Regions from separate parts of the Mus musculus genome. Here region 1 is linked to region 2. The links are chromatin loops, found by intact Hi-C in ENCODE. Cell type or tissue: left cerebral cortex. All regions are shown on one strand. Links, peaks and the distances in the headings refer to the core of each region. The heading gives the core; the rest is flanking DNA.

The links. Peaks named below come from ENCODE experiments on the same cell type or tissue, not always from the same donor. Only the 100,000 strongest peaks of a DNase experiment are listed, where the experiment ranks them.
Region 1: it touches region 2 in a loop (3-fold over the local background); 2 of 42 quality-filtered maps call a loop at or near these places.

The regions. Positions count from the first base shown.
Region 1 is chr7:64,771,766-64,781,085 of GRCm38, reverse strand. Fam189a1 (family with sequence similarity 189, member A1) reads left to right here. Exons shown (of 10, transcript NM_183087.4): 6 at 4,213-4,373; 7 at 5,247-5,382. Among named protein-coding and RNA genes, the nearest start is that of Nsmce3, 97 kb to the left of the region's middle. In left cerebral cortex, for the core only: a CTCF peak has its summit at 7,410 (motif pointing right); DNase peaks (open chromatin) are centred at 1,378, 4,217 and 7,255; H3K27ac peaks cover 2,891 bases.
Region 2 is chr7:64,925,785-64,935,104 of GRCm38, reverse strand. The region is part of intron 2 of Fam189a1 (family with sequence similarity 189, member A1); the gene reads left to right. Among named protein-coding and RNA genes, the nearest start is that of Nsmce3, 57 kb to the right of the region's middle. In left cerebral cortex, for the core only: no CTCF peak of the experiment used is centred there; DNase peaks (open chromatin) are centred at 790 and 3,894; H3K27ac peaks cover 530 bases.

The sequences.
Region 1 (9,320 bases), core at 797-8,796, 150 kb after region 2:
AGCTCAGTAGAGATGGCGTTTGTTTTTTTTACCTCCTAAGTGTCTCCAGTGTCGTTTCTGGTTTTGTTTGTAAAAGTAATTTCGTCCCCCTCCCCCCACCCCCGTTTCCCTCAGAGCCACCTTCGCCTCAGAGGCATCCTCAGCTGTTACATAGCTTAGTTTGTCACAGTCATCTCATAGGATTGCTCTGTGTTCTCACCTCTGCTCACAGGGTTCATTAAGTAGAACCCCCTAGGAAAGGGCAGGTGGGTGTTCGCTTTGCATAGGCCTAATAAGTGTGAGCATGGAACTAGAAGGTGCGTGGGACTCTCAAGGTCATACCCCACCCGCAGGAGTTTGCTATCCAGAGAGAGCCAGAGTGCCAAAGGAAAGCTGGGGACAGCCTCTGTTCCTGGGGGTGGGGGGAGCTGGAAGGCAGTGCTGAACAGGCGCCAGGCAAATCCCACCAGGAGACATCCAGACTTTTGCCGACCAACCCCGCTCTTCACCTTGTTCCCTGCAGCAGATCAGACATGGAGACACCAGACAGAGCTAGAGACTATGACAGAGGCTTCCGTTTGAGCCTTTTGATGCTGCTGAGTGAATCTGTGACAGAGGATGGCATTTCATATTACAATCCTGGTAGCTCCAAGCAAAGGGAGCCTGAGACTGATAGGTCAGTAAAGTGCCCAAAGTCATGTGGTGCTCAGCGGTTGGCCAGTGTCTGTAGACCAGGCATTTGACTCATAGTTTGAGGTCCATTAACCTCTTCATGGTCTCCTCCAGTCTATAGAAGCTAGGCTGTGTGGGCCGAGCCTAAATTTAGGAGCTTTGTGTTGTAGGCCTTTGGAAGCTGCCCAGGGCCAAGTAACTGAAGTTCTCGGTGCCCCTTGCTTTCAGGGACCTATGTTCCCGGAAGAAGTCCCCTCCCTCCTAACAGACAGGACCTAGGGTCTCAGGAGCACACTGTTATTATATGAGTGACAAACCCAGGGTGTATCTGTGAACACCTCAGCCATCTTCCCACCCACAAGTGTACTGGTGTCTGTGTGGTTTAGATAGCCCAGGGAAGACAGAACCAGCCAGGACAGACAGAAGAGATGTCTTACAGCCCATTTCTTACCCTCCTGAGGAGATGCAGAATCACGCTTTATACCTGCCCATGTTGTTGTAGACATGAGGCCCCAGAGCAGGGAGCCTGAGTATGGAGGATGTGGGCTGGCAGACAAACCTTCCAGTCGCTGATGTTCTGCCTGGGCCTGAAGGAGGCCTGGCAAGTGAGAAGGAGCTAAGTTGCTAGAAAGAGGAAACAAAGAACGTGTGGTATGAAGGATGGCTGAACAGACCTTGTTCAAAGCAGGGGGTGTTTGGCACCGGCTGGAGGGAGGCTGGAAACTGGGTAGGATTCAGTGCGAAGAACCTTGATGATCAAAGATTTTTTTTTTGTTCCCAACAGCATGAGCTCATCTGGGCTGCTTTAAAAATAGCTCCTGCACAAGATGGAGGCTGCATCCCAGAAGCAGAGACTAGGCAGCTTGCTAGCTTTCTGAGCTGCCCTGTTGGCTGCTTCTTGGGGGCAGAAGAGCAAGAACACTACCATAGCAGAGAGGTATCCATCCATCCACTCAGCCAATGCTGGCTGAGTGTGTGCTGTGCTCCAATTAGGAAAGAATAGGGCAGTAAAACGAAGGCAGCCTGACAGTCTATGTAGTCATTATTTTCTGTTGCTGGGATTAAAACACCATGACAAAGGCAACTTATAAAGGAAAGCATCTTGAGGGGCTTACAGTTCCAGAGGGTCACAGTGCATGGCAGTAGGATGAAGATACAGTGATAAGGTGGCAGGATCAGTGGAGATGAGAGCTCACATCTCGAAGCACAAACAGGATAGGAGGCAGACAGATAAGTGGAAATAGGAAGGGAGTCTTTAAGAACCTCAAAGTCTGCCCCCATTGACACTCTTAACCCAGCAAGGGCACACCTCCTAACCCTTCCCGAACAGTTCTACCAACTGTGTTCAAACTCCTGTGTGAAAACATGAGGGCCATTCTCATGCAGACCGCCACCGAAACACAACAGGAAGTAACCACCTGGTATGTTTCTGACAGTTGGTTATCCAGGTTTGTGAAGGTGAAGGATCACAGAAAGGTGCTGAGTTTACGTGGGACCAACTACCCACTTAGAGCTGGGAGACAATAGGGATGGGAAGAGCTAAGACTGTTTTAATTCTCTAGCAGCCACTATGGGTAGGGCCTAAATGAAGCCATTGGCCAGGGAGCCTGGGAGATGTGGTCATGGAGACTTTCAGCACCAGCATCTCAGAGCAGAAGACAAAGCTCTCCGGCTTCACCTTGAGCTGCAAGGCAGACCCTGTCTTCACTGGACACACACTATCGGTGTGAGACTGGACACACACTATCCTGTGAGACTGGTGGGCTTCCTCTTAGAAAAGGCAAAAAGCCTAGGAAAAGGCTTCACTTGGCGCTGGGGCTCTGGGAGCTTCTGTAGAGATGGGGCCAGCACAGCCCAAGAGAGGCAAAGTCACTCGGAATGGGTGCCCTGGTCTTTTTAACCTTTGTCAGGCCTCTGTGTGTCGGGTGGTTTTTGCATCTCATTAGTTTTGCTTGAGTATACTTTTAGTGACTCTTCTAACGTCTGGTAGAGACTAATTAAAATATTTCCTTACTAGACCTCAAGAACACTTGTGCTCTCCTTACTTCGGAGCCATTGTGAAGCCATTGTGGAGCAGGCAGGAGATTTAACAGCTTCACAGCCAGAGGATAACAGCACACATCCAGCCCACTCACGGCCATCAACCCCCTCCCCCTTTAATTTCCAACAATTAAAGAAGCAGCAATGAGCCAGACTAACTGAAAGGGCAGGGAATGTGCTATGTGTTGGGAAGGCTGGTAGGGGCCGTTTTCAATCGGATGCGTCCCTCATTCAGATATAGCCATCAGCCCATAGCACACCGATTTCACTGCATTAGATCATATTCTGAACCCTGGACTCACCCCTGCTAGAACAGAAATTCTCCAACTCTCTGCCCCTGTGTCTGCACCAGCCCACCCTATCCCTGCCACCCACATGGTTCTTCCTTCCACACAGCCCTAGCATCGTCACTGCCTCCTATATATCCCTAGAATTATAATTGAATAGAGCCTTATTGTTTTGCCTTTTTGAAACACATCGTTCACTGGTCACCCGTTTTTGAGCCTGGATGCTCTCCTGTAGCCCCAGCCTTTGCTACCCCCTAGTCTCTGATGGTCCATTTAGATATCATCTGCTTCGTGAGTGCAGACCCCCTGTTCCCACACTGATTGGAGGAGTGTATTTGCTACCAAACCTGAGCTTAACTGTGTACAAGTGACTCTTTGTTTCTTTCCACTTACTTCACTGACATGCTATGTATGGGAAGGCCCAGAGCCCACGCAGTGTGGCTTATTTCACACCTATAGATGAAACGGTGTCTCAGGGTATTTCTGTGGAACATGCAATCTCTGGCAGGAATGACCCACGGGTGGAAAGAGAAACAAGTATTAGTACTTCTATTACAGCGATCCAGGCAGACAGCACTCATTTCATTAAAGTATGTTTCCCTTGATACTTTTAAGTGGCATCCCGTGTACCTGATTGCCCCACAGAACTTTCTGGAGCTCATGGCTAACACTCTTCACCTTTAGAGCAATGTCCTACAAAGTGTGTGGATCCCTAGACACTAGTGTTCCAAGGGGCCAGAGTGAGCTACAGGGAAGTGTGTCAGACATGCCAGGCTCGAGATACAGGCCTGAAGTACTTTGCAGGGCTTGGAAGGACTTGTGTATGGGGCATGTGTCAAGTGATCAGCACATGATAGGAACTTGCAGAGTGAGCATGCTCAAAGTCTAGCCTTTCCTCATGAAGTGCTTTTCTTCTGAAGCCTGCATGGCAAGCGTCCTTTAGCTGCACTGTTTAAGCATTAGAGTCACGGGAGTGAGGTTTCCCAGTGAGAACTGTATTAAAGAAGTTTTTAACCTCACCAAGAAAAAAAAAAAATCAAAGGTATTCTGCCTAGCAATGTGGGAAGCAGACCAGAGGGCAACTTCCAAGGTGGCCCTCTCAGAGCTGCTCTCTGTCAAGTGTGTGTTTAGTGGTCATGGCTTGGCAGCTTGAACAGTGAGGTGTGGGCACTTAGCGCCATTGGCCACCAGCCATACGAGATCTGGGATAATGCTGCTTCTCTGTGCTTTCCAGTTCTTCCCACATAGGTCTCACTCCGCCAACGCTGCCTGTGTGACTCCCCACGGCACCATTCTCCACCAGACTCTGGACTTTGATGAGTTTATCGCCCCCCTCCCGCCTCCGCCCTACTACCCTCCAGAGTACACCTGTACACCCACAGCGGAGGCCCACAGGTCAGTCTTCCGTCCGGTGTCCTGAGTCCCATGATGTTTGAGAAGGAGGAAGACAGGAAACATCTTTGGGAGGAGGGGTGGAAGGGACTAGAGTAAGAGCCAGTACAGATACTTGTGCCTCCTACGGACAGGGAATGAAGAAAGGAGCTGTGACCTAGAATACAGCAAAAAGGATATTTCTTTCCTTCTTCTTTTTTATTTTGTTGTTATTGTTCATTGGGATATTGGTGGTGAGATGATGGCTTTACTTTGTTGTTATTAGAGACAGAACCTCACTATACAGCCCCCCAGGGTGGCTTTGATATCTCTATGTAGCCCCCAAATGGCCTCATATTTATAATGCTCCTGTCTCAGTGTCCAAGTATTAGAATTATAGGCAAGCATCACACAGTCTGTCTCATAGGCCAATGATGAGCTTTTAAATATCCTTACATGTGCAAGGCTGCTCCCGATTGACAGTCATCACAGAGCGTGGAACATTAATTAGAAATTTCATCAGCTTCATCATTATTTTAATTGTAAATGACAGAGCTGAAGTGTTTAATAAATTCTGAACATCGTTCCAGAAGAAAGACAACAGTTAAACCTGCCCTAGCGTTCAGGCTTTGGTTTCTCCACATGACAAGTTGATCACAGTCAACACTTGGAAATGTCAGACACTGCTCCATCCTCAGGGGAGGACCACGTCATCTCAGGCATGGTGTTCCATCCTGAAGGGAGGACCATGTCATGTCAGACACCATGCTCCATCCTCAGGGGAGGACCATGTCATCTCAGACACTGTGTTCCATCCTCAGGGGAGGACCATGTCATCTCAGACACCATGCTTCATCCTGAGGGGCTGACTGTGTCATGGACTGTTCTGTTTTCTAGGGGTCTCCACCTGGACTTTGCCTCCTCGCCATTCAGCACTCTGTATGATGTTGCCATCAACAGCCCTGGCATCCTGTACCCCGCTGAGCTACCCCCACCATATGAAGCTGTGGTGGGTCAGACGCCCGCCAGCCAGGTGAGGCCCAGGCCTTGCCAAGGCCAGTTCCTCTGCATGCCCTGCTCCTGGCCTGCCCTTAGAAGGCTCCTCTCTCAGACAGAGTCACCAGTGGCTGCCCTATGTTGAAGCCTCTTCATGCAACATATGTGTCCCTTGCATAGACTTTAGGATGCTGATTCTAGCTCCGGCCCAGAATCAATGTGTAAGCTTGCACGTTGGATACACAGCTTAATGCCTGTGACAGGACACACGGCCAACTCAGATGCGTCTGCTTTGCATGCTGCCCAGTGTGTCTGGAGAGGGCACAGAAGGAACTGGGACAGCTTCTAACCCATGGCCAGAGCAGAAAGAGCTGGGCTTGTGGACTGAGGACTTAGTGGACCAAGGCCTGCCTTGGCCATTGTTGCACACATGGTCTAATGGATCTATAAGAGGCCAGTCAGCCCTAGGCCAGGAATGTGCCTTTATTGCCAGGTATCTGGGACTTTCTCTGAGCTGTGCATTCCGGGGGCTCCCGCTGCTTCATGGTTCCAGCCGTCAGCGGGCATTTGGAATGTGTCTATAGAGCTTTCGTTTCCTCATCTGAAAAATGACGAGGGAAAACAAAATCACATCAGTGTCAAGCACGTGGGGAAGGAACGGTGTTGGTGGGAACATGGTAATACTGTACTCAGAAGATATCTCTGGGTACATTCTGGTAGCCTCTTTATCTTGACCATTATTGTTGTCTTTATTGAGTGTGACCGAGAGGTGAGGTCATGGGGCAGGGCCAGGGAGATCTTAAGTGGAAGTTGTAGGGAGTGGGGCAGAGGTGGGCACACAGTCAGGTAGCGCAGGCGGTATGTGCTAAGAGCTGGCCCCAAGCATAAGCCACAGAGTTGGATAGCATCACAACATGCGGGGTCTACAGGGCATTCGGGGTATGTCCAAACTCTACTCCCTGGACCCCTGCTAGCCCCTGCATGACCGCCCTAGCACAAGGCGCAGCCTTCTGACATCACCTCAGGCTCTCATCCTGTACCCTGGACAGCCCAGCAACCTGCAGGGGTGGAGGAGAGTTGCCATTCCAGGTGCTTATCTCAGCCACTGACAGGAAATGGATTCCGTGAAGAAGCTCTGTGGATGGAATGCTGCCTGTCCACTGTACAGGTGCAACCTCCGCCGCCACCGCCACAAAGATAAACCTTGATGACAAGGGTGCATCACTCTCTGTGGGCTGGGTCAGGGGACAGGGAAAGGCAGCGAGGTACATGCACTCTGTGAACAGTTAGGAGTACAGACCTTGTGTTCAGGCTGTCGGTATCACGGGAAAAAGAAACACAGGGATTCTCCCTTAGCCCTGCTCCAGCCTGGTGAATCCCACCTGCCCCGAAACAACCAGAGGATCCTTGAGTGACATCTTTGAGTCCACTCCAGCCCTGAAATGCACTGGGTAGCTCAGTGGTTGCAGGCAGCAGCTGCAGACCCAGGATCTTATTCTCTTTTTGTATGCATGGTAAAGGTCATGGTGTGGGAACTTGCCTGAGAGGCAAGGTAGCTTAGTGGTTAGGGAAAGTGAGACCCTGTAGTCTCTCAGTTTAGATGGCCATTTTCCTAGACTTTCTATGCTGGGCAGGAACCTCTGACTCAGCAATGAGGCCTAGCTTTCCATTTATGATTAACATAGCAGTGAAGACCTTGGTCGTGATGACAGGTTTTAGTTCTTAGAAGCTCCTTGTTTGTATTTGGGCATCCATGTCAGAGCTGAAAGCTCAGATTTGGTGATGTGAGGAAGTGTGCCATGGATTGTCGATGCCAGTGAACATCACAGTCCCACAAAGCCTTGGCAATTGAATCCCAATACTGGGTCTATTCCCAGGATTTCTAAGTCAGCGATTGGTTAGGGAAGAAGGCTGAGTGAGGAATTTGCATCCCTAGCAGGTCCCAGCTTCTGCTGTTACCGGGACTTTGAGAACTGGAGTTCTCAAAGAACTGTGGGAAGGCCTGTGGTGAATGAAGGGATGAAAACAGAATGGACCTTAGAGGAGAATGTGGTACAGGGCCCAGAAGGGGGCAGCAGCATCAAACCCACATGGCAGGACCCAGAGGAAGGTACAGAGGGATCAGAGCAAGGAGCTCCGAGGATGGCGGACCTTAGGAAGTCAGGACGCAACTGGGCAGTTCCATCCTGGGAAGTGGGGACCGAGAAGCCACGTCTGTAGTCCTATGTGAGTTCAGTGCCGTCTCAGACAGGAGGCGCTGCCATCTCCCGCTCCTCAGCAAGCCGACCTGCAGCTGCTGTAGAATTCCAGTTGCCTGCTACAGAGGTACTTTTTTGGCTTCCCTTTGTGAGAAGGTACTTGGGTTTTCCAAAGAGAGGGCTTTGTGGACAGATCATGATTCCATGGACCCTTCCCTGTGGACACTGACAGGGCGGGGCTCTGCTCTGTCAGAGCTTCTGCTTGCCAGCAGGACTTGTAATTCCCTGAGTGCAGGTGTAGGTGGTCACTTCAGACTTTGAGTGGGACATTTAGTGAGCCCCCCACACACTACACACTACACACTACACACTACACACTAGAAGCGTATTGTTTCATGTTTTATCATCAATTTTCTCTTTCCCTGAAGAACACAGCAAGCTTCAGGTTAATAAGTGGTTCTGAGATCAATATGACACTCTCAAGGCACTGAAAACTTCTCTCTTCCTTGATTTCTCTCAGAGAACGTGGGTAAAAAGGGCTGAAGGTCAAAGCCGTGTCATGTTAGCTTATGTTAGCTCAGAAACCTGCCACCTTCGGCGGGTACTGACACAAACTCAATCTGCTGTGGAGCAGGCCAGGTAAGTGTGTAGCATGTCCCATGGCCCCCTCTCCAGACCACCTGTGTAGCAGGGACACATCTGCTGATTAAGGGCCTGCAGCCCCCTGGCCAGTTTTCTTTGATGTTCAGGTCTCAGAGCACTTTTCAATTCCACAGACATCTCTGGGGGTCCAGAAAAGAGTGAAACCCATTACCGTCCTCAGAGAGAAGGCCATGCCAGCCACCTGCCCCCTCCTCCAGGGTGGTCCATCTCCCTTGACCAGACATCAAGGAGCTGCCCCCTTCACAGCGTGAGAGTTTTCTCTGGGTGAGGGGGGATAAGTTAATTGCTTGCCTCTGCAAGACAAAGGGTGTATAACCTGCCTAGCAGCACTGGTCATGGCAAGGCAAACGAGACAGAGGGATATGAGTAAAGTCACTGTAGTACACAGGACAAAGGGGAGTGGGAGATGGCAGCCTTGGGAAGATTTTTTTTTCTTTTCTTTTCTTTTCTGATGCAAGGTCGAGTTCTATGTTGTCCCTGAATGCCTGGCCTCAAAGGAGCATTCCTCTTCAGCCTCCAGAATATTTGAGATGCCCAGTGTGCACCTGAGAGGATATTTTTAGTCTTTTAACCGAGGGTGCTCATTCAGACCTCTTCCCTTCCTTGAGCAGCTTAGGCACAGAGGTCATTCTTCCCCAGGGCTCCAGGCTGTGCTCCTCAGGAGGTCACAGAGGTGAATCGCCAGCCATGCCAGCAAAGTTACTGAGATTTTCTCACTAGAGCTCCTGACTAGACACAAGCTCACACCCCAGGGACCACTTGAAGCAGTGCTTCGTAGCCACAGCATATAAAACCATGAATCTATTGCCTTGTGGGATTAACAGTCCCTGTGATAGCAGGACAGGGACAGTTCACCTTCTCTGGGACTCTAGTGGGGAACTGCACCTGACCATCAGGAAAGGGCTGAGGTATGTGGGAGACAAGGAAAGTCACCCCAGTGGAGAAAACACCATACAGAAACAGCGTAAAGGGTAGGTAAAGTGTGCTGAAAAGTGCCACAGATCTGAGGTCAGCAAAATTGCTTCAGGGCAATTCAAGGTTTTCTGACCTTGCGTATCCAACTATGATGGAAGTGCACTTGACAAACTCAGTGTCTGCGTTGCCCTGACCAGGA
Region 2 (9,320 bases), core at 370-8,369:
CTCTGTCTCAGTACTCTCTGTACTCTGGAGGCTGAAGCTGGAGGTGATGGTGTTGGCAGAGTTGCTCCCTCCCAACAGCCTTTCCCAGGAACAGCTACAAGCTTTGGTGGTTCGATGGCAAACTTTTCTTCTTTGGTTCATAGATATGTCACTCTGGTATCTACCTTCCTGGTGGCATGACATCCTCCCCATGTCCCTGCTCGGTTCTCTTCTTTGTATAAGGACACAGTTGGATTGGGTTGGGACCCTTCTGTTCTAGTACTGCTTCATCTCTATGGATGCTGACTGTGGTGGTCTAAATAAGGCCACAGGTGAGGTCTTGGGGTTTGGGATGCCAATATATGAATGTCAAGGAAGACAGAGTTCAACTCACAACATGGGATTGTCTTTGAAAATTAATGATTTTATTTTTTCCATGGAAAATAAGCAGATAAAGCCACAAGAATAATGTAATGCTAAAACAAATATAAATCAAGACAGAGAGGTATTGTGCTGAAGAAAGTAAGACCATTGAATTTTAATATTAATGCATCTAAATGCATGTAATTGTCCATTTGTCCCTCAAGACCAGGTTCCCCAGAAAGAAGTGCATGTATTTTTCACCAGGGATGAAACGTGACTTATAAGGAGGTGGTTTTCTGTGCTATGCATCCAGATAGCTGTCCAGGCCACCCTTATCATAAGGCCCAGTTGACAGTCAGCCTTTCCTTCTTCTGGGACTAATGATTCACTTCTAAGCCTCCTCACCCGCCCTTCACAGACTTTTCTGGTCTCACAGCTCAGGAGTTGAATACACTCGTGTGGAGGAGGCTTCAGAGAGGCTGTGTGGGTAATGGTTATTTAATTTAGATTATGAGTCATCTATTCTCTTTGTTATTTATGCTCTAACTTATTCATATCTTCTAAAAGTGTTATCATGATTTATTTAATTAGTGAAAATATTGTAATTGTACATATCTGTATGACAGAGTACCATTTCAAGAATGTGTGCCATGTATAATGTCATATAGGGTAACTGGCATATGGTGTATACACACACACACACACACACACATATAAACTTAAGCATTTCTATCTTTGTGTTGGGAACATTCAACATCATTTCTGCCACCCATTTTAAGTACATAATTGTTAATCACTGAGGATTTCGTACTGTGCTAGAGAATAGGAGTCATTCATCCTGTTCCAGGCCACTTCTGTGCCATCGTTCAACCCCTCTCTGTACCCCCTCACCACCTTCTCCAGCCCAGGTAACCACAGCCCCAGCAAGATCAGCTCTTAACCCAGCTTGAGATGTTGCTTTCAATTCTTCCAAAGGCAGGTTGTGGCCACTCCCCACCCCCACCCCCAGGCCTCTTCCTGGCTTCCCAGCATGGCAGGAGCAGCCATTTACTGTTGTCATGCTTCATGTCCCTGAGGGTCTCATCAGGGTCTCACTGCTTTACCGCACTAGTTGTCTGAAAGGAATACAGTTGGCCTGGCCCAGATCCTTGCAGTGAACTGTGGTGTGCAGCGTGTTAGAGATAACACGTTTAAAAGCACCTAGGAAAGTAGTGCGGCTCTCTGAGTTCCCCAAAGAAGGAGCCCGAGAACCACATTATTGCTCTGCTCTTGTTCTTGGCAATATTGCTTCTTAGCAATTATTACTTGCTTGATTGGTCTGTTTGTTGGTTTTTAAGACAAGGTTTTATGTAACCCAGGGTAGCCTCAGGCTCTCTGTGAGCATGGTGTTGAACCTCTGATTCTCACACTTCCATCTCCCAAGAGCTGGGATTAAGGGTGTCTGCCACCAGGCCCATCATGACACTGCCAAGTCCTTACCACAGCACCACAGGTTGAAAGAGGACTTCTTGAGCCACCCAGTCAGTTGCCAGGGAATACAAAATAAATGCAACAACAAACCCCAAACTCTGTAGACTTTCACCAAATGAGAGTCCACTCTTTTGTCCTATTTAAAGACTGTCCAACATTGCACTTCCCTTAGCAGGTACCTATGTGTAAGCAGCGTAAATGCATAGGCCACAGTGCTGGGCAGGGAATCTTGGGTTTCACATTTGACACCCAGTACTCACCTGTAAAGTTACGGCCACCAGACTGCATTGTAGTCACCATTTCAGAATGGTGTGCTTTCAATTCGTGTTCCTTTTGGAATTTCCCCTTCCCCTTCCCCTTCCCCTTCCCCTTCCCCTTCCCCTTCCCCTTCCCCTTCCCCTTCCCCTCCCCCTTCCCCTTTCCCTCCCCTTCCCCTCCCCCTTCCCCTTCCGTTCCCTTCCCCTTCCCCTTCCCCTTCCCTTCCCCTTCCCTTCCCTTTCCCTTCCCTTCCCCTTCCCCTTCCCTTCCCCTTCCCCTTCCGTTCCCTTCCCCTTCCCCTTCCCCTTCCCCTTCCCTTTCCCTTCCCTTCCCCTTCCCCTTCCCCTTCCCTTTCTTCTTTCCCTTCCCCCTCCCCTCCCCTCCTTCTCTCCCTTGTGCTCTCCTCTCCCCTCCTCCCTCCTTCTCCCTCCCCCTCCCTTCTTTCTCCCTCCCTCCCTCCTTCCCTCCCTTCCTCTCTTGACAGGATCTCACACTGTAATCCACACTGGCATGGGATTTGCTGTGTAGCCAGACCATTGTTGCTCCTCCTGCCTCAGCCTCCCAGAGCTGGGATTACAGATGTGAGCCACACACCAGGCTTTGCGTTGCCTGGTTTTTTTTGTTGTTGTTTTGTTTTTCTTGTTTGTTTGTTTTTTGTTTTTTCATCTGGTCCACCCCCCACCCCCCACCCCAGGGCAAGAAGAGGAGCCTAGCAACTCCCTGTGACCTTTGTGTGAGCCTAGCATTGGCATACATTAGACTAAGGCACATTTTCTGTTGGTTATTAGTAGTTTTATCCTAGCGAACCATAGATTATCATCACATTGACTGTGCAAATTGTTGACATATGTCATCTGTGCTTTAGTGCCACTGAGCCAGCGCTCCTCACCCAGGCCTAACAGAGGTGATGGCTGACAGTGTCAAAAGAACTTAGTGAAATGCAGTTTTGTTCTGGGGCAATACCATGTTCCTCTCCTTAGACACCCAACTATCCACCTCTACTGCCTCAGGTGGATTCATGCTGCATGACTGGCATTGGGCACCATGTAGTTTCTACTTCCCTGCTTTAAGATCTGGGTAGGCCACGCTACTAGCCACTGCCCTTGTTTCCTTGGATCTGTGGATAAAAGACACACACTCACATAGCTCATTTTTAACCTGCTTTAGAGCCATAAGGCAGCAATTGGGCTCTTCTAAGCCTCCCGTGGCTAGCATTCCCTTCTCTCTGGTACTCCTGGCTAAATACCTTAAATCTGCCCGCAACTTAGTTGTAGTGAAACCTGGACTTTTGTTCTATCAGGCACCAGTCCCCATCCCTGAGATCCCTGGGTTACCAGGAACTTGACATATGAATGCTCTATTTCTGGCTTAGGTAGTTCTGCCGCCATGAGAAGATGGCACGTGCACAGGTGAATAGCTTGTCTTAGCCCAGCTGCTCAGCTTGTCTTCTTGGTATGTTAGTACCATGCTGTCACTGATGGGCGTGGTATGCCAGCATTAATGCTGTACGTTCCTGTTCAGATGTCATCTGGGAAGCCTCTAGTTGTCTAGATTGTTCTTAGGGTGGTAAGATGCCCAACCTGCAGTGCTGGGTCTTCCCTGCGTGCTCAGAGGGCCTGTTTTTCAGAAGGCATATGCCAGCTGGTGATCAGCATGCCCGATGCAAACTGAGAAGCAACCCCTCTTTGGTGTGGCTAAAAACCACACGCTAACATTTTTTTCTTCCTACATCAAGCAAGCAAACGTTACATTAAGCCCATTCATTTGGACTGAAACTCATCTCCTCTGTGAATTAATTTGATTCAGGGATGAAATCAGGGCAGTTGACAGCTCACTGGCATGCTGTAGGTGTTGTGAAAATACAGTACTTGTGCTCAGCCCTGGGGATTGGAGCAGCCAGCATCCACTTATTTATAAAAGCAGCTTACAGGGAGGTAGAGTGGGACTGTGGGAGATATTTATGCTTTGTGATTGCTGTTTGGACTTCTAAAATAAACGTCATCTTCTAGAGCAGTTTCACATGTATGGGAAACTAGGGTGGCTGTCTAAAGTATGCCCTGGGTTTCCTCCACTGGTCACATCTTGGATTTGGGCAGTGCATTTATGAAAGTTAATAAGCCAGTGCTAATGCAGCATTATTAATTCAAGCCCACAGTTAACTCATAGTTCTTTAGTGTATGCCCAGATCTCATCCAGGATGCCGCGTTAGGGGTTGAATCTGGTATGACCCCACATCCCTCTACCCTCCTTCACCACCTCCCTTCTCTTCTTCTCCCAACCTCTCCCTTCCTCTCCCTTCCTTTCTGTCTCCCTCCCCCATCCCTCTCCCTCCTTATCCTTCTCCCTTTCTTCCCCCCTCTCACTTTCCTTCTCTCTCTCTCTCTCTCTCTCTCTCTCTCTCTCTCTCCCTCTCTCTCTCTCTCTCCTTTCACCTCCCACTCCCTCTCCTTTTCTCTCTCCCTTCTTCCTTGTCTCCTTCCTCCTCCCTTCCTTCTCCTGTCCCTCTCCCCTCCTCTCTCCTCTCCCTCTACTCCTTATCTCTCTCCTCCCCTTACCCCCTCCCCTTCCCCTCCTCAGTTTGATGTTTGGCTCCTGTATTCAATGGAGTTTGGAGGAAAAACTACAGGGGAAAACGCCATCCTCATCCCATAATTTCATGGGCTCACAGTGTCATGATGCACAGTAAAGTCTGGAGGTTGATCTTGCTCACATGGTGGACGGAATGGTACTAAGATATCTCTGGGAAAGGTTAACCTTCTTCTATTTGTGCTCTTTTACTCAATGTTTATTCAACATTGCTTTATATTGTTGAATTTATTTCCATTCAACTCCTGTGCCATGCTAATACAGTTCCAGCATTGCTAGGCTGTTGACCTTTGGTGTAGTGTGTGTGTGTGCGTGTGTGTGTGTGTGTGTGCGTGTGCGTGTTGGGAATTGAACCCAGGATCTCCCCTGTGCTAGGCAAATGTATTCCCAATCCATCTCATCATTTCTTTACTTTCTAGTATTAAAATACATCCTGGCTCATCTTGTTTCCCACCAAGCTCCTGAGCAAATCAGCTGTTTCCCCTAGGAGGCTCGGAGGCTCAGTTCTGGATTTCTTTTGTTGGAGAACACTGTTGAGAAACCTGGGTGCTGGCCTATGAGTATGTTTTGAGTTCTTTGCTTCTAGGTCTCCTCAGTTGACAAAATTAGAAAATGTATGTTCTTATCAACACTATATACTTTTTATTAGATATTTTCTTTATTTACATTTCAAATGTTATCCCCTTTCCTAGTTACCCCTCTGAAAACCCCCCATACCCTACCCTCTACCCCTGCTTACCAACCCACCCACTCCCGCTTCCTGGCCCTGCCATTCCCCTATACTGGGGCATAGAACCTTCACAGGACCAAGGGCCTCTCCTCCCTTGAGGAGACCAACTAGGCCATCCTCTGCTACATATGCAGCTAGAGCTATGAGTCCCACCATGTGTACTCTTTGGTTGGTGGTTTAGTCCCTAGGAGCTCTGGAGGTACTGGTTAGTTCATATTGTTGTTCTTCCTATGGGGCTGCAAACCCCTTCAGCTCCTTGGGTACTTTCTCTAGCTCCTTCTTTGGAGAACCTATGCTCTGTCCAATGGATGGCTGTGAGCATCTGCTTCTGTATTTGTCAGGCACTGGCAGAGTCTAGCAGGAGACAACTATATCAGGCAAGCTCTTGTTGACATCCACAATAGTATCTGGGTTTGGTGGTTGTATATGGGATGGATCCCCAGGAGGGGCAGTCTCTGGATGGTCATTCCTTCAGTTTCTGCTTTATCTCTGTAACTCCTTCCATGGGTATTTTGTTCCCCCTTTTAAGAAGGATCAAAGTATTCACACTTTGATCTTCCTTCTTCTTGAGTTTCATGTGTTTTGCAAATTGTATCTTGAGTATTCTGAGCTTCTGGGCTAATATCCACTTAGCAGTGAGTGCATATCATGTGTGTTCTTTTGTGATTGGGTTACCTCACTCAGGATAATATCATCCAGATCCATCCATTTGACTAAGAATTTCATAAATTCATTGTTTTTAATAGCTGAGTAGTACTCCATTGTGTAAATGTACCACATTTTCTGTATTACCACATTCCTCTGTTGAGAGACATCTGTTTTTTTTTCCAGCTTCTTGCTATTATAAATAAGGCTGCTATGAACATTGTGGAGCATGTGTCCTTATTACAAGTTGGAACATCTTTTGGGTATGTACCCAGGAGTGGTATTGCTGGATCCTCTGGTAGTACTTTGTCCAATTTTTTGAGGAACCACCAAACTGATTTCCAGAGTGGTTGTACTAACTTGCAATCCCACCAGCAATGGAGGAGTGTTCCTCTTTCTCCTCATCCTTGCCAGCATCTGCTGTCACCTGAGTTTTTGATCTTAGCCATTCTGACTGGTGTGGAATCTCAGGGTTGTTTTGATTTGCATTTCCCTGATGATTAAGGATGTTGAACATTTTTTTTAGGTGCTTCTAAGCAATTCAGTATTCCTCAGTTGAGAATTCTTTTGTTTAGCCCTGTACCTCGTTTTTTAAATAGGGTTATTTGGTTCTCTGGAGTCTAACTTCTTGAGTTCTTTGTATATATTGGATGTTAGCCCTCTATCAGATTTAGGATTGGTAAAGATCTTTTCCCCATCTGTTGGTTGCCTTTTTGTCTTATTGGCAGTGTTCTTTGCCTTACAGAAGCTTTGCAATCTTATGAGGTTCCATTTGTCAATTCTTGATCTTATAGCACAAGCCATTGGTGTTCTGTTCAGGAAATTTCCCCCTGTGCCCATATGTTCGAGACTCTTCCCCACTTTGTCCTCTATAAGTTTCAGTGTCGCTGGTTTTATGTGGAGGTCCTTGATCCACTTGGACTTGAGCTTCGTACAAGGAGAAAAGAATGGATTGATTTGCATTCTTCTAAATGTTAACTGCCAGTTGAGCCAGCACCATTTGTTGAAAATGCTGTCTTTTTTCCACTGGATGGTTTTAGCTCCTTTGTCAAAGGTCAAGTGACCATAGGTGTGTGGGTTCATTTCTGGGTCCTCAATTCTATTCTATTGATCTATCTGTCTGTCGCTGTACCATGCAGTTTTTAAACACAATTGCTCTGTAGTACAGCTTGAGGTCAGGCATGGTGATTCCCCCAGAAGTTCTTTTATTGTTGAGAATAGTTTTTGCTATCCTCGGTTTTTTTGTTGTTCCAGATGAATTTGCAAATTGCCCTTTCTAACTCTGTGAAGAATTGAGTTGGAATTTTGATGGGGATTGCATTGAATCTGTAGATTGCTTTCGGCAAGATGGCCATTTTTACTATATCAATCCTGCCAATCCTTGAGCTTGGGAGATCTGTTCATCTTCTGAGATCTTAGAATTCTTCCTTCAGAGACTTGAAGTTCTTATCATATGGATCTTTCACCTACTTAATTAAAGTCACACCAAGCTATTTTATATTATTTGTGACTATTGTGAAGGGTCAACACTATATATTTGTATCTTCAAATGTTTCTCTCAGTAGCCATTTGTATCTATACCTAAACCTAAACATGAGGTCAGAGTGATGGCTTCTGTGACAGTCTGGGCCACAGGCTCATCCTAGCCTCCTTCCCCTGCTCTCACTTCAATAGTGAGATAGCCCTTGCCGTTTGCTGTTTATTTGCTTCATTGTTTAATTCCAGCACACATGTGGGGGGTGCTAGTTGTTAGCTGGTACCCCTGGTTGAGAGGCAGCTTTAGCAAGTAGAGGAGGGTGCTGGCACACACATACAACTTGACTCAGTTGTGCAGACTGCTCATCCTTAAGAGTTGCCAGCAGAGAGTAGACATTCGGAGGCTAGGCCAGCCACTATGAGTAAAAGTATGTGGAGAGGTGGGAGAGAAAGAGAAGCAGAATGGCTTGATCACTATGAAGAGAGGCAGAAATGGAGACCTGAGGCTGGAGAGGAACAGCCTGATGTGAGTAGCCTGAGATGCCACCTGAGGCCATGGTGAATTCCCTGCCTGTGGTGCCACTGAAGGCCATGTCTGGGTCTGTGTTGATGTCTGTGGCTCATATTACCAGCAAAGGCCATTTGGGCATCCCTGGTCTGGGCTGGTGTCTGGGTCCATGCTGATATTCAAGGGCTGCACAGAGCTGGCCCTGCTGCTTGCTGGCTATGTAACTTGGGAGAGTGGCCCTGCACCTCACCTTGGCAGCACAGTTGAGCTGGCTCTTGTGGGGTATGGGGGTATGGGTGATCTGGCCCTTAGAGCATGTGAACAAGAGAGCCAGCCCTGCTCATTAACAGCTATGGCATTGAGTGAGCTAGCTAGAGACCCGGAGACCTGACCCTGGCAGTGTTAGTACAGGAAAGCTGCTGGGCTGACCAACTCAGCTATCACCTAGGTTCAGATCCAGTGCTTTGAGTTGGCTCACCCCAACATCTACCCATCTATGAACTGCTGGAGTGCATGAGGGGCTGGTCCTGCAGCAGATCTGAAACTTGAGGATCTCCATAACTCAGGGTAACAGCAGGATATCCTAGAGGAGGGAGGATCTAGTATTGATAGAGTAGCAGAAGCCTGAGGCCTCAAACGAGACCCATGACTCATTGCTGTGAACATTTGTAAGCAGAGGAGTGTGGACAAAAGGGTATGATGTGTGACACACAGTGACAACCTGCAGCTTCCACAGTGCTTTAGTTAGGCCTTTACTGCTTTGAACAGACACCATGACCATGGCAAGTCTTATAAAAGACAACATTTAACTGGGGCTGACTTACACTTTCAGAGGTTCAGTCCATTATCATCAAGGCAGGAACATGGCAGCATCCAGGCAAGCATGGTGCAGGAGGAGCTGAGAGTTCTACATCGTCATCTGAAGGCTGCTAGCAGAAGATTGGCTCCCAGGCAGCTAGGATGAGGGTCTTAAAGCCCATGCCCACAGTGACACACCTACTCCAACAAGGCCACACCTCCTAATAGTGCTACTCCCTGGGCTGAGCAAATACAAACCATCACACACAGTGAGATTTCTGTTTGTTTTTTTTATTTTCATTTTGAATGGGAAGTTGCAAGGGTGGAGGACAGACATGAAGAGAATGGGAGATAAGTGGGATTGGGGCGCATGATGTGAAATTCAGAAAGAATACACACATAGACACACACACACACACACACACACACATGCAAATTGCTGGTATGAGCCTGTCCCCTACTTCCATGAGGCCATTTTACACATTTCTAACATAGTCCTCTTCCTCC